3 separate regions of the Homo sapiens genome follow, and regions 2 and 3 are each linked to region 1. Evidence: chromatin loops called from intact Hi-C (ENCODE). Cell type or tissue: K562. All regions are shown on one strand.

Region 1 (5,000 bases):
GAGAGGTAAAGCAGGACCTCAGGGGCTGCCAAGTGTCCCAGAGCCTTGGTCAGGAGAAGGCCCGTCCTCCAAAGTTCTCCTATGAGAGGTACAGCCTGCCTCAGGGGACAAAGAATCAAGCACCAAGGCTTCGCCTCAATCCCTGAGCCGGCCCTGGCTGCTGTTCTAGTGGGGGAGCCAGAGGGGCTCTGGTGGGCCTGGGGCCTTCTCCCCTTCCAGCCCCAAGGGGTGCAGTGCCTGGGTCATGGACCCCAAGGGACCTCCCCATTTGACCTCATAGTCCCACTGACTGGCAGCCTCCCAGGGGCCATGGGGTGCTCCCCTACCCCATGGGGCACAGAAGACGGCTCTGGCAGGCCCAGGTGCAGACGGGCACGGAGAGACAGCCCTGGTGCCATCATCACCTTCTCTGTGACCATGACTGAGGTGTGCTCCCTGCCTGGTGGTCACTGCCCAGTCCCCGCCCCTTGCCACACACGCATGCGGAAGTCCCTACACAGGGTCTCCTTGACTACGGTCTCTCCCTGCCATGAGACAGCTCTGGAGAGTCCCCAGCCCTAGAGCAGCAGGGCAGGAGCCGAGGCTCCCTCAGGAGTGCTCCCAGCCTGCTGTTGTTACTATTATTGTTACTGTTATTGTTACTATTAAGTCACTCTGCTGAAAAATAATTGCAGAGGAGTGGGGAGATAGAGGGCACAGCAGAGAACGGGGAGGGAGCATAACCTGGCACCAGGAAGCAGCCTCCAAAGAAGGAAGGGGGGATGGGGGGGGCCCACTTCTGGGGGAGGGGCTCCTGAAGTGGAAAGGAAGTGCCTCTGCAGGAGGGGAGGAGGGCAGCAGGGAGCATGGGGGGCTGCACCCTGCTTTGCCCCTATTCCCTGGCTTTCTTCTCCCAGGCTGTCCTGGAGGATGGGAAAAATGAGGAGGAAGGCCCTGTCCTGCATGAGGAAACACAGCTGTACCCCCATCCCTGATGCCCAAACCCCATCCCTGCACCCTTGTCTTCAGAGCAGTAGCTTCCATCCGATGCCAGGGCCTCAGGCATATGTTGGCTGCAAGGGCCACAGCCTGGTGTCCCAGCCGAACATCTGCACCGCCACTGGCAGCAAGATGCCTTCCTGCCATCCACAGAGCACACACAGTCGGCCCTTCTGCTGGCACAGCCATGCCTGGTGCTCCTCCCCAGACCCATAGGACTCCCAGACATCAACTAAAGCTGACGAGACCCAGAGAGTATCTCAGCGTCTGTGCATGGTGCCACACATTACTCTGGGATCTGGGCTGGGATGTCCTGAGGGCACCTGGAGCCCGAGGTGGGGGGACTCACCAGTGGGTGGGCAGGCTCAGGGCAACCTCCCTGGAAGCCCTCCTTAGCCCCACCCTGGACCCACACCACTGGCCCAGAGAACGGGCTGGAGCAAGCCAGAGGGCCAGGGCTGGGGAGCTCCCGCATCCTCTCTACCGGTTCGAGTCCATAGGCTATGAGAACCTGTTTCCTCACCTGTGAAATGGGCCAAGACCATGACCCTTGCAGACTTGTTGGAAAAGATGAAGTGAGTAGGCACAGCACAGGGGCAGTGCACTGTGAGCCCCCATGGGGTGCTACTGCTGGTATTAGCCTTATCCAGTTAAGACGAGGGGACCTAGAGGGTCTTCGGCCAGGCTGCAGAGGGGGAAGGTCTCAGGGGAGATGGCAGCTTCCGGGCCTTCCCTTCCCCTTGGCACCCCAGGTTCCATTTTAACAGATATCATAATTTTTAATTGGTTTTCTCCTCCACTGGCTAAAAGGCTATTAGCTCCCCGCTAGGTGATCGCATCCCATTTTCTTCACACCACCAAGGAAACAGTGATTTCCTCAGCCTGTCCCTAAAGTGATTCTGCAGAAGAAAGGCAATTTAGTGAATCAGCTCAATGCACTTCCCCATTTGCTCTCTGCTTGCAGGCCCCCAGCAGGCACAGCCCACCAGTGAGGGCTGCAGGCAGCTTCTGGAGGCCAGACAGGGTTAGTGAGCTGGAGTGGAGGAGGAAGCAAGCCAGGCCCAGGTGAACCTGGTGAAGCCTCTGGCCAGAGAAAGGGGAGAAGGAAAAGGATGAAGCAGGGGGAGCTGTACCCCTGGCCTGAGCTGCCCGCGCTGATACCTGGTGCTTCAGGCAGGGGTGGGCTGCCTAGGCCCTCTGCAGAGGGTGGTCTGGCAGCTTGGATCCGGGCCCTGCCAAGTCACAGTGCCCAGCTCTTCCATGCTGGGAACAGAAGGCCCCGGGGCCCAGGGGCAGAGAGGGAATGTCCTTCCTTGCTGCAAAACAGGACCCAAGAAGTCAGGCCAGGAAGACAAGAGACAAGAGGCTTGCTGAGGAGCTGTGGGAGGTTGAGGTGCAGGGTCAGCCTGGGACCTGGGGGGAACCCCAGAAGCTGAGACTCAGTTTCCTCATCCAAGCAACGGGGACAGCTGTATCTGTGTTGAGCAATGAAATGCCAGAAACCTTTAAGAGCAACTTTTAAATGAATGTAACTTTTAGATGGAGGTTCTCTCACTCTGGTTCCAGCATACCTGGGGCTGACAGGCTATGCCCTGCAGGTATGAGGAGTGTGTGTCCCTATATACACACGTGGCGTCCCTGTGTGTATGAGTGATGAGAGGGGCTGGGGTCCCTGTGTGGACGTGGGTGAGGCAGGGTGTGAAGGAACCACGCTGTGCATGTCCACAGCCTTGGCAGCAAGTGCTGTGAGAAGGGGCAGGAGTGTGTCTTGGTGATCCAGTGTGAGTGTGCATGTGTGAGCTGTGGAAGAACCCTCATCCTCTAGAGACCCAGTCTGTGCCTGTCATCAGGCCCAGCCACTAAAGTGCAGCGTCCGCAAGAGGGCGCTTGAGGCCGAGCTGTCCCCTTGGGGTGGTTGGGGAGCACCGAGGGGCTCACTGGGGCGGTCCTTGGCAGCTCCAAGAGTGCGGCTCGAACCTCCGGAGCTGTGGCTCCTGGGAAAGAGCTCTGCAGCCTCTTCAAAGGCCCCAGCTGTCTACTCCAGGGAGTGGGGCTGCCTCTTCACTCCCAGTGCCTCCAACTGTGGTGTCCGGGTTATCCCAGGGGCTAGGGGCTCACCATCTCTGGATTCGGGAAGCTGTCTGTGGGCCAGGGGTCTGGGCACGGAAAGCTACCTGCATGCCTGCTGAGTGCCACAAGCCGGCCCCCAGAGCCTGGCCCCCACAGCCTCACTGGCCACCCCAACTGAACGCAAGGCTGTGGAAGGGTGTGGGGAAGTCCTCTGCCCAGCACACCAGCAGCAGTTCACACCTGGCCCCCTGCCCACAACCTCAAAGCCAAAGCCACAGCCCAGAATCCCAAGACAGCGTCAGAGCGCCTTGTTTGCTTCTGCCCCGTGTCTTCCCCCTGCAGCACTGGGACCCCAAAGTCCTAACACTCAGAAAAGATAGAAAGGCAAGGGCTTCTCCCCTGTCCCTCGCTAGGTGGACTGGGGACCCGCTCTGGCCTCAGCATATGCTGAGCTGAGGCGCAGGTCACACAAATGAAGTCTCAGGCAGGCCTGGAAACTCAGTTTGTGCAGGGCCTGGGGCCAGAGACAGGGTGACTGACCATGGCTTCTTCTGTTCCCAAAGGCTGTGGGGAGAGAAAGCCCTTTGTAAGGAGTGAGGGAGGATGGCCAGGGCTCCTTCCCTCTTAGAGGGAAACTTGGTTCATACACAAGCGCTTGGAGGGGATCAAGTCAGGGCCAGTTTGAGGGACACTTAAACGCGTGCCAAGGGGTCAAAGATTCCACAGCCTTGCGGCTCACTCTGCCAGAGTTTGGGTGGGGTCGATGACCATCTTTGCAAGGCCACACCTAATGCTGGGATCCTAAGGCACCTGAGGTTTCACCAGGCCCAGCACCAACGCTGGCTGGCGGCGCAAACCCCTGCCCCACCCCAAGCCCTGGGCCTCCTATGGCCGCATCTTCAGCATCTCTGCCAGGCAGCGCCACACGACTCCAGGGCTGCCGGGTGGGACGCCTATCACGGCGGCCCCTCGGGGGGAGCCACCCCAGAAACCACGGTTTTTAGGTGTTTAAAGACAGGGCGGCAAAAACGCACGAGGGAAAAGCAATCTTTTCAAAAGAGCCTCCGAATCCCTCGGCTGGCCAGGACGGCAGAGCTGGGGGAGGAACGCACGGACGCTGAGCGGGAAAAGGAAACCAGGACGGAGCCGTCTCCTGCCGAAACAGAACTCTCCGCACGAATCGCGGGCTTTCGGGGCTCCCTGACCCGTCCGCCAGGTCGGCCCCGAAACGGCTGTCCCGTTTGCTCCAGGACGCGGCTTTGGCGCAGGGCGCGGCCAGATTGAGACCTGCGGCTATGGCTAGGGTTCTGAGCACCGACCCCCGCGGCCCGGCCCGCGCTCCGCTCCCGCCCGAGACCCGCCCAGCCCCGGCCCGAGGCGCCCGGCCCGAGGCGTCCTGCCCTTCGCCCGCCGCCCGCCGCAGCCACTGCGCTCCCAGCCGAGGCCGGGTGGCCGGCGACCGCACAGCCCGCTGCCCACGGCAAACAGAAAGGCGCTTCTGAACGCGCCCGCTCCGCTGCTCGGCGCCAACTTCGCCCTGGCCCCTGCGGGAGCCGGCGGCCGGCAGAACTCACCTTTGCCTAGCAGCGGCAGCAGCAGCAGCAACAGCAGACGCAGCCCCGCGGCACCGGACGTCGCCTTCGCCATCGCCCGTGCGCGCTGGGGCCACGGCTGGAGGGACTGCGGCTAGGGCCGGCGGGTCTGGATGGCGGGTGCGGCGCTCAGTCTGGCCGCCCCATCCCCGCCCGGGGCGCGGCGGACGCGACGGACACTGGGGGCGCGACGCACGTTCCGGGGCACTCAGCGCTGCTGCGCGCCCTGCTTCGGTCGCGGGACTGAAGCGAGGTAAGCGCCGGCTGCGCCGGAGGAGCGGGTAGGGGCGGGGCGGGGCGGGGGCGGTCCAGGGGTGGGCCAGGCGGGGCCGGAGGCGGGTGGGGTGCGGGAAGGGGCGG
Region 2 (5,000 bases), 90 kb after region 1:
CACCCCACAGCTCTGGGTAGCTGCTCCCCATCACCTTGCATATCCCCTGACTTCTCCACCTCTCAGCTTGGTCTGAGCATCAGTGCAGGGTGCAGCCCACCCCTCTGCCCCGGGCCCGAGCCTTCTGTCAGGCCAGTGCAGGGGCCTGTGGGCCTCCTGCCCCAGACTGCCTGGAATCAGGAGACCCAGAGGCAGCCTCTGCCCTGCCCCACCCCCCCTCCCAGCAACGCGAAATGAGTGCACATCCGCGAACATAACCATGCAGGCTTTTCTCGGAGCTCTGTGAAAGCAGATACCAGCCCTGGTCTGGCCATCACTGTCCCCAGGCTCCAGATAGGATCATCGCCAATAAAAGTGTTGCCATATTTCACTAAAATGAATTATGGAGGCCATCTGGCTGGAGGCTGCAAAGTGAGACATGAACCTCCCCCAGGAGGCCTCCGGCCCTGAGGGTAGAGCCTGGCCTGGCGGGGAGGGAGACCCCAGGGAAAAAGGACGAGGGCTCCACAGGGCAGATGCAGCAGGGTGGGATCAGGCTGCAACCCTCACGCCCTGGATGGGAGGTTGACCTCTCGGGAAGGGCTTGCTCAAGCCGGCGGCTGGGGCTGGGCCAGGCTGAGGACCCAAGTCAGGCCAGCTGTCTCTTTGCTGCCTGGCCTGGGGTCCACACCTGGTCAGGGGTGCACCTTCATTGGGGATGAGTGTGTGTGTGTCACAGGGCCGTGAGTGCCTGCAAGCAGGCAGGGAAGCTCTCCAGCTCCCTGGGCCTACGGGCAGTTGGGGGTGGGGTGTAGGTGACCCCCTGAGGCTGGGCTGAGCACCCCAACCCTGCACAGGCCACGAGGAGACCAGGTTCTAGTCTGGAAACTGCCATTAGCTGGTTCTTCGAGGGGCAATGACAGTGCTCTGGCCTCAGAAAAGCACTGTGGGCCCTTCCCCACTGACACGGGCTGGAGACCACACGGACAGCATCTGTGACCACCCTGTGGCTCGGTACTAGCACACGGGTGCTGTCACCAGGAGCCGTGTGCGGGGAGCACTCAGCACAGAGCGGCAGTCAAGTCAGGGCTGGTGGGGCTCAGAGAGGACCTCACCCTTCCCCAGTATGCCCCATGTCTCCCCATGCAGGAGGGCTCTAAGACTGGTGTCTGGAGGGCCGCAGGAGGGCAGGCCTATCGCTGAATCTTCCCTAGACCTCCCACCCCTGTCTCCTTCCTCTGGGCTCAGATCTGAGGCTCCCATCTTCCCCTGGCTGCCTCCCCTCCCAGCCCCTGTGCTAATGGGGAGAGCGTGCATTAAGGCTGGTGACAGGAACCGCCGAGGAGACACCTTTTGATCTCCGGGTGGCAGGAAGCAGAGGGGTCAGGAAAGGGGCGACCTCTTCTGACACCAGCACTGATGGGCTCTGAGTCTCCCAGCCTGGGGGTGGCAGGTGGGATCAGGCCCCTGGACCTGCATGGGCTATCTGCAGAGGAGGGTACCCCAAGCATGCTCAGTAGGCCCCAATATTCCTTGACCAGTCACAAGGAGGGCAGGTGCCACTCATTTTCTAGAGTTCCCCTGGAATTCTCGCTGCCCCTGCAACAGATACGTCTTCGGGAGACCGCCCTAGTGAACGGGCTGCCTCCAGCCCGTGCCTAGTGAACGTGGCGCTTCCAGAGGCCCCCTCTGAGTTAGAGGCCATGACCTTGGGCTGTCCTGCCTGTGGGACCCCCGCCAGTTCCTCAGAGGCCCCCTCCTCGGCTTCTTTCTAGTGAGAGCTGAGGCCCTGCCCCTTGTCTGTGGCCTGCATGCCCTCCTGAGGCAGTGCGTGTTGGCAGAGGCCCTCAAGGTGGCCTGGAGGAGCTTGGGGACCTAGACTCCAGGCTATAGGGCCCCGAGGCATGGACCGCATGGACCCCAAGTTCCTGGGGTGCTCCTCTTCCCAGGGGTGCAATGCCACATGCAAGCATCCCTCTCTGTTCTCTCACCAAGGCTTTGTGTGAGTGTGAGGACAGCACCTCTCCCAGCTGGTCGGCAGCTGGATGGAGGGGGTGGCAGCCTGCAGCCCTCTGGTGGTCCCCATCACCCCTCACCTGACCTGACCTGTCCTGGCCATTGGCAGCCAGGAGCAGGTTGGAGGAAGGTGGGGAAGGGATGCTGTGAGGTGGGGCACCCTTGGAGTCCTCTGGTGTCCCTCAAATCATGGCCAGCACAGAGGTCTCCTCCTCCCCACTGCCGGCCCCAAGATGTGGCTCATGGTAGGGCAACCAGCAAGACCTGCAGGGCCAGGAGGGACTGCTGTGCACCTGCTCTGAGAAGAGCTTGCCCCCACAGCCTCCATCCCCCTGGAGGAGTGAGTGTTCTCAAGGGGAGCCTTCTCCAAGTTGCCAGGCAGGGCCCAGCACCCGGACCTCCTCTTGAGACCTGGGCATGAGCCTCACCCACCCTGATCCAGGGAATGCTGGACATGAGTGGTCGTGGGGGTGGCCAGAAAGACAACCAGAACGTCAGGATTAACAGAGAAAGATCAGAAAGAGACAAAGAGAAAGGGAAAACAGGGGCCAGCAGAGAAGAAAATAGAAACAAAGAAACTGACAGAGAAGGAGGCAAAGACAAGAAGAATGAGACAGAGAGGAGGAGGTACAAGGCAGGAGCCACGGCAGAGAGAGGCATGTGGAGTGAGCTTGCATCCAGTGCAGAGGCGTGGGAGGGTGCAGGGCAGACGACATGATCAGCGGGGGCGGACGCCACCACAGCCACTTCCCAGTGTGTTGGAGGCTCTGTTCCTGTTAGGCACTGTGCATTTCTGAGGGGCTGGCCTGTGACGTGGGGTCTGTGGTTTGGACTCTCTGACCCTGTTCTGCTGCTATGCATAAAGTCAGGGCTGTAGGGGCCTTAGAGGCCAAGGCCAGAGCTCATTTCACAAAGGCAGCCATGGTGGCCAGAGAGGAAGGGGGTTCTGGACCCCCTAGATGCTAGCCCTGGACGAGGCCCAACCCAGAGACCCCAACTCCTGCCACTGCACTCACTGCCTCAGTTGTCGGCATCCCCCACCCCATCTGCAGAGCCACCCCATCTCATCCACCAGCCCATCCCTGCCCCATCTGCAAGTGGCCCCACAGAGGTCACAGGGTTCAGGCCTCTGCTCCTAGAGCTGGGCAGCCGAGGAGAACCCTGAGCAGCTGGCAGTGAGCTCAGAGTCCTGCTTCAAGATAGGACTGACTCTCCCATGGGACCCTGACACTACCCAGCAGACAGGACAGGGTCCCAGGCCAGATGCACAGCCACAGGCTCAGAGTAACTGGCAGGCTGGGCCCAGGGTGGATGGGAAGGCTCCAAGGGCAAAGCCATCTTGCTGGATGCCAGGGCTGGTGGGTGCTCTGGCAGAGCCTGCTGACTCACTGGCCTCCTCGGGTACCTGGACAAGATCCCATTAGGGAGAGCCCACGGCCTCAGTGGCAGTGGGTCCAGCTTGCTACATTGTGGGTGATGCCAGCCCCAACTCACATATCTGAGAAGGAAAGCGCTCAGCCATTGGCTGGAAGGCTGGCCCCAGCCCCCAGCATCTGGGTGACCCTGCAAGGTGAAGCAAGAATGCCCATTTGGGAGGGTGAACAAGAGGGTGCACACCGAGTACCCCAGCTTCTGCTCCATGAAAAGCAGGGTGACCAAGGGTCTCTAGGGCAGGCCTGAGCCTGGGGTGTTAGGCCCAGGGTGGCTGCAGAGCCCCAACCAAGAGCACCTCCCCAGTACTCTCTCCAGTCGATACGCTGGACTCCAGGAAAAGGGAGGATCAGCAAAACTGGGCAGCTCAGTCCCTGTGGAGAGGCAGCAGAAGCGTCCCAGGAGGAAGCGCCCAGCCATAAATGGAGAGAGGAGATTCGGTAAGACCAAGTAATGGTCCTTCAGTGGGAGAGGCAGTCAGCTGGAATTCACAGGCCAGCTTCCAGATCGATACTTCTGTGCTGATTTGCTGAAGAGGCTTTTATGAAGTTTAAGCAGAGTTCATTGTTAAATACTCTTATGTACAAAGGATGTGGGCGGCCATATTAATTCCTTTTCTTTTACAGATCAATAATTACATTGCTGATTTGCTTAAAAGGCTCAGGTCGAGGCAGGGGCGAGGACAGCCCGCCTCACTGCTCCAGGGAGCTGAAGGCTGACATGACAGAGGCTGCAGTGACAGGGGACGATGGTTGGCATGTGGCAGGCATGTGGCTAGTCCTCTGCGGCAGCCAGGTAGGGTCACCTCCAGCCCCAGGGCTTCCCTTTGAACTCAGTCCTCCCTGTCTCTGAAGCTCTTCTCTCTGAGCTGAGCAGACAGTAACGTGACTTCAGGGAGCTCTCCCAGCCTCCTCTGCTCTTCTCTACACACCCAGCCTGCAGCCCAGCTCAGAGGAGCTGGGAGAGGAGACCTCGTAGGAGCTCTGAGCAAGAGGCCTGCTAGGGGAGAAGGGAGTGGAGAGGCCCAGGTGGCCTGAGGCCAGCGCCAATACTGCTCCCAAGACAGGAACAACAGGGAGTCTGGGACTCTGTACCCCGAGAAGGTGTCACCGTCAGGCCAGTGACCAGACCCCTCACAGGGACCAAGGTGGCGGTTGTGCACAGCTCTTTTCAGCTGTGGCTGTCAGCCTTGATGCTTCCTCTTTGATATTGTGACAGGATGGAGCATGACTGGTGTGTGGGTGTGTGGTGGATCGGGCAGGGCCCCGGGTCTTCCCATGATCGCCTGTGTGCTGCTGCCTGCTAGCAATCCCTGCCTTTGTCCAGCAAGGTGCTTTCATGCCTAGGAGCTCAGGAGGCTGACACAATAGACCTCCTGTGAGGTGGGAGCTTGGCAGGTTTGGGGTGCTCATTCCTGACTGTGGAGTAGGATCATGGGCTGTGCCCACTGAAGCAGCCTGCAGGAGGCTCAGCGGGGGGATCCTGGTCACCTCATATTACCCCTGCTCAGAGGCCACCGTACACATAAAAAAAAGGAGAAACAACAGTGTGGTGAGCAGCATCAATTAATGTCT
Region 3 (5,000 bases), 64 kb after region 1:
CTGGTACAAAAACAGACACATAGCCCAATGGAACAGAATAGAGACCTCAGAAATAAGACTGCACATCTACAACCATCTGATCCTTGATAAACCTGACAAAAACAAGCAATGGGAAAAGGATTCCCTATTTAATAAATGGTTCTGGGAAAACTGGCTGGCCATATGCAGAAAATTGAGACTGGAGCCCTTCTTTACACCTTATACAAAAATTAACTCAAGATGGCCTAAAGACTTAAATGTAAAACTCAAAACTATAAAAACCCTAGAAGAAAATCTAGGCCCATTCAAGACATAGGTATGAGCAAAGATTTCATGATGAAAATGTCAAAAGAAATTGCAACAAAAGCAAAAATTGACAAATGGGATCTAAAAGAAAGAGGAACTAACAGCAAAAGAAACTATCATCAGAATGAACAGACACCCTACAGAATGGGAGAAAATTTTTGCAATCTATCTATCTGACAAAGGTCTAATATCCAGAATCTACAAGGAACTTAAACAAATTTACAAGAAAAAATGAACACTCTCATTAAAAAGTGGGTGAAGGACATGAACAGACACTTCTCAAAAGAAGACATTTATTCAGCCAACAAATATATGAAAAAAAGCTCTACATCACTGATCATTACAGAAATGCAAATCAAAACCACAGTGGGATACCATCTCACACCAGTCAGAATGGTGATTATTAAAAAGTCAAGAAACAACAGATGCTGGCAAGGCTGTGGAGAAATAGGAATGCTTTTACACTGTTGGTGGGAATGTAAATTAGTTCAACCATTGTGGAAGATTCCTCAACGACCTAGAACCAGAAATACCATTTGACCCAGCAATCCTATTACTGGGTATATACCTAAAGGAATATAAGTAATAATTTAGGATAATATATAAATAATTCTTTATAATAATATAAAGATATATGCATGTTTATGTCTCTTTCATTTCTGATTTTAGTAATTTGAATCTTCTTTTTTCTTGGTCAGTCTAGCTAAAGGTTTGCAATTCTGATTATCTTTTAAATGAAACAATTTTTTGTTTTTGTACTGTATTAGTCTGTTTTCATGCTGCTGATAAAGACATACCCAAGACTGAGAAAAAAAGGAAGTTTAATTTGAGTTACAGTTCTCTATGGCTGGAGAGGTCTCATAGTCATGGCAGAGGGCAAAAGGCACTTCTTACACGGCGGCAGCAGGAAAGAGAATGCAGAGGAAGCAAAAGGGTAAACCCTGATAAAACCATCAGATCTCGTGAGACTTATTAACTATCACAAGAATAGCACAGGAAAGACCAGCCCCCGTTATTCAATTACCTCCCCCTGGGTCCCTCCCACAACATGTGGGAATTTTGGGAGATACAATTGAAGTTGAGATTTGAATGGAGACACAGCCAAACCATATCACATACTTTCTCATTTTCATTCATTGCAAAGTATTTGCTAATTTTTCTCTTGATTTGTTCTTTGACCCCTTGGTTGTTTTTAGAAGTGCATTGTTTATTTTCCACATATTTGTGAATTTTCCAGTTTTCCTTCTGTTATTAATTTCTAGTTCTATTGTGGTCAGAGAAGATACTTTATATGAGTTTAATCTTTAAAATTTTATTGAGATTTATTTTTTTATCTAATATATGATCTATCCTAGAGAATGTCCTATGTACACTTGAGAAGAATATGTATTCTGCTGTGGTACGGTGGAGTGTGCTATAGACGTTTGTTATGTCTAATGGTTTAGAGTGTTGTTCAAGTCTTTGGGTCCCCTGTTGGTCTTCTGTGTAGTTGTTCTATCCATTATTGAAAGTTGAGTATTTAAGTCTCCTGCTATTATGTTGAACTATTTCTTCCTCCTTTCTTTCACTTTTATCTTCATATATCTAGTAGCTCTGTTGTTAGATGGCAAGACATAACCACTTTGGTTATGTCTTTCTAATAGGTAGACTCTTTTATCATTATACAAGTATTTCTTTGTCTCTAGTAACAATTTTTGCCTTAAGGCCTATCTTGTATATTGGTGTAGCCACACCAGCTCTGTTTTGTTTACCGTATGCATGGCATATCCTTTCCGTCCTTTCATTTCAACCTATTTGTGTATTGGAATCTGAAGTATGTGTCTTGTTGAAGTATAGTTGAATCACACTCTTCAAATCCATTCTGCCAATCTCTGACTTTTGGTTGGAGTGTTTAATTCATTTAATGTAATTCCTGGGAAAAATGGATTTATGTCTGTTTTATATATATATATATATATATATATATATATATATATATATATATATGGTTATTTTCTTAGTGGGCCTCTGAGGGCTACAATAACATATTAATTAAAACAGTATAGTTGATATTAATATGAATTTTATTTCAATACTATACAAAGAACTTTGCTTCAATATAAATCTATTCCTTATCTCTTCTTTTTGCCATTGTCATGACATTACATCTTTATACATTTTAAACTCATCAACACAATTATTGCTTTGTGTAGTTGTCTTTTAAATCAGATAGGAGAAGAAAAGTGTCACAAAACAAATTGTCATTTTTATTTACATTGTAGATACCTTAATTGGTGACTTTTATTTCCTTATGTGAATCTAGTTATTGTCCGGTGTCCTTTCATTTCAGCTAAAGCACTCCCATTAGTATTTGTTTGAGCCATTATGTGAAAATCTGCTAATAATGAATTCTGCCAATTTTTGTTTATCCAGGAATGTCTTAATTTCTTGCTCTTTTTGAAAAACAGTTTGGCCAAATATAGAATTCTTAGTTAAAAGTCATTTTTTTTAGCACTTTGAATATGTCATTCCACTGCTTTCTGGCTCCCATGATATTTGATGAGAACTCAGCTATTAATCCTGTTGAGAATCCCTTGCACGTGATGAGTTGCTTGTCTCTTGCTACTTTCTTCTTTTTTCTGAGACAGGGTCTTGCTCTGTTGCCCAGGCTAGAGTGCGGTGGCATGATAATGGCTCACTGCAGCCTCAATCTCCTGGGCTTAAGCGATTCCCCCATATCAGCCTCCTGATAGCAGGGCTCACAGGCATGTACCACCACACCTGGCTAATTTTTGTAGAGACGGAGACTCATTATGTTGCCTAGGCTGGTCTCCAACTTCTGGGCTCAAGTAATCCTCCTGCCTCAGCCTCCCAAAGTGCTGAGATTATAGGCGTGAGCCACTGTGTCTAGCCTCTCTTGCTACTTTCAAGGCTCTTCTTGTCTTTGTCACTTTGACAATTTGATTATGAAGGATCTAGGTGTGGATCACTTTCAGTTTATCCTACTAGGAGTTCATTAAGCTTCTTAGATACATAGATTAATGTTTTCATAAAATTTGGCACATTTTCAGCCATTATTTCTCCATATATTCTCTCTGACCCCTTCTCTCTCCTATCCTCCTTAACTCACATTGTCTGTATGTTGGCACACTTGATGTTGTTCCACAGATTTCTGAGGCTTCTGTTCATTTATTTCATTAATTTTTTGTCCTATTCTACAAATGTATCATTTTATTTCATCTATTTTCCGGTTCACTGATGCTGTTTTATGTAAGTGAAAATCTTGTGTTGAGCCCCTCCAGTGATTTTTAATTTTAATTATGTACTTTTCAATTCTAGAATTTCTATTTGTTTTTATTGTAGTTTCTATGTTTTTATTTATATATCTACTTGGTGAGATGTCGTTGTCATACTTTCTTTTAATTATTTATACAAGATTTTCATTAGTTCTTTGCACATATTTACAATAGCTGATGTAAAGTCTTTGTCTAGTAAGTCCAACATCTCATCTGCTCTTCCTTAGGAACAGTTCTATTGACTGACTTTTTTCCTGTGTATGGGCCATACTTTCCTGTTTCTTTGCCTATCTCCTATGTTTTCTTGTTGAAAACTGAATATATTAAATAATATAATGTGGCGACATGGAAAATAAGATTCCCCTTCCTAACCAAGCTTTTTTGTTTGTTTATTGTTGTTGTTATTGTTGCTTCTGCTTGTTTGTTTGGTGGATTTCCTGGGTTAATTCTGTAAAGTCTGTATTCTTGGTTATGTGCAGCCACCGAAGTCTCTTCTTAGTTGGTATAGTGGTCAGCTAATGATTGGACAGAAATTTCCTTGAATGTCTTGGACCAATGAGTCTCCCAGTCTTTGCTGGGAACTCTGTGTATATGTTGGAGCACACTGTCAATGTTCAGGCCTGCAGTTTATACATCTGCCTTAACTTTCACTTCCTGCAAATGCAGAACCTCAAGTTAAGCTATAAGTGAGAGACTAGATCTTTATCAGGTTTTTTCCTGAGCATGTACACAGCCCTGCACTTGCATGTGGTGTTTAGATTTGTAGGAATATGTCATCACTTTTCTAAGCCCATTATGGATATCTCATTTTTCAGTTTTTCCTTTTGTTGATGAACATAAACTAACCTCTGTAAAATATTTAAAGAGGTTTATTCTGGGCTAATATGAGGGACCCTGGTCCAGGGAACAGTCTCAAGAGGTTCTGAGAAGTGTGCCTGAGGCAATCAGGTTTCATTTTGGTTTTATGCCTTTTAGGGATGCAGAAGTTACAGTAAAGACATAAATAAATACATGTAAAGTACCCATTGGTTCAGCCCGAAAAGCCGGGACATTTCAAAGTGAGGGCTTGCAAGTCCTAGGTGGGTTTTAAGGATTCTTTAGTTGACAATTGGTTGAGAGAGTTAAGCTGTTGTCTAAAGGCTTGAAATCAGAAAGGAATGCCTGAGTTAAGATAAGGAGGTTGTGAACAACAAGGTTTTTATTATGTAGATGAAGCCTCTTAGGTGGCAGCCCTCAGAGAGAATAGATAGTAAATGTTTCTTTTTAAACTTTTAAAGGTGTCAGACTCTCATTCTCTCCTAGATCTAGGAAAGGCCTAGAAAGGGAAGGCCTGGCTGCATTAATGGAGATTCTCTTCAGATGCAAATTTCCTCTACATCAATCTGCTGGCTTGTGGCAGCCATTTCAAAATATGTCAAAGAAATATATTTTGGGATAAAA

Evidence for each region. A loop is a pair of places that touch in the nucleus more often than their neighbours do. Peaks named below come from ENCODE experiments on the same cell type or tissue, not always from the same donor. Only the 100,000 strongest peaks of a DNase experiment are listed, where the experiment ranks them.
Region 2: it touches region 1 in a loop (2.1-fold over the local background); 2 of 110 quality-filtered maps call a loop at or near these places.
Region 3: a loop joins it to region 1, with 2.0 times the contacts of the local background. A loop is called at or near these places in 2 of 110 quality-filtered maps.

The regions. Positions count from the first base shown.
Region 1 is chr10:43,076,954-43,081,953 of GRCh38, reverse strand. RET (ret proto-oncogene) reads right to left here and starts at 4,885. Exons shown (of 20, transcript NM_020975.6): 1 at 4,623-4,885. The coding sequence starts at 4,695. RefSeq lists enhancers at 3,540-4,530, 4,839-5,000 and promoters at 4,663-4,961, 4,663-5,000. In K562, a CTCF peak has its summit at 2,855 (motif pointing right); DNase peaks (open chromatin) are centred at 2,853 and 4,963; H3K27me3 peaks cover 1,552 bases.
Region 2 is chr10:42,986,938-42,991,937 of GRCh38, reverse strand. No RefSeq gene overlaps it. Among named protein-coding and RNA genes, the nearest start is that of LINC01264, 7.9 kb to the right of the region's middle. RefSeq lists enhancers at 1,141-1,873, 3,628-4,273. In K562, no CTCF peak of the experiment used is centred here; a DNase peak (open chromatin) is centred at 2,697; H3K27me3 peaks cover 2,479 bases.
Region 3 is chr10:43,012,490-43,017,489 of GRCh38, reverse strand. No RefSeq gene overlaps it. Among named protein-coding and RNA genes, the nearest start is that of MIR5100, 17 kb to the right of the region's middle. RefSeq lists enhancers at 3,712-4,706, 4,707-5,000. In K562, no CTCF peak of the experiment used is centred here; no DNase peak of the experiment used is centred here.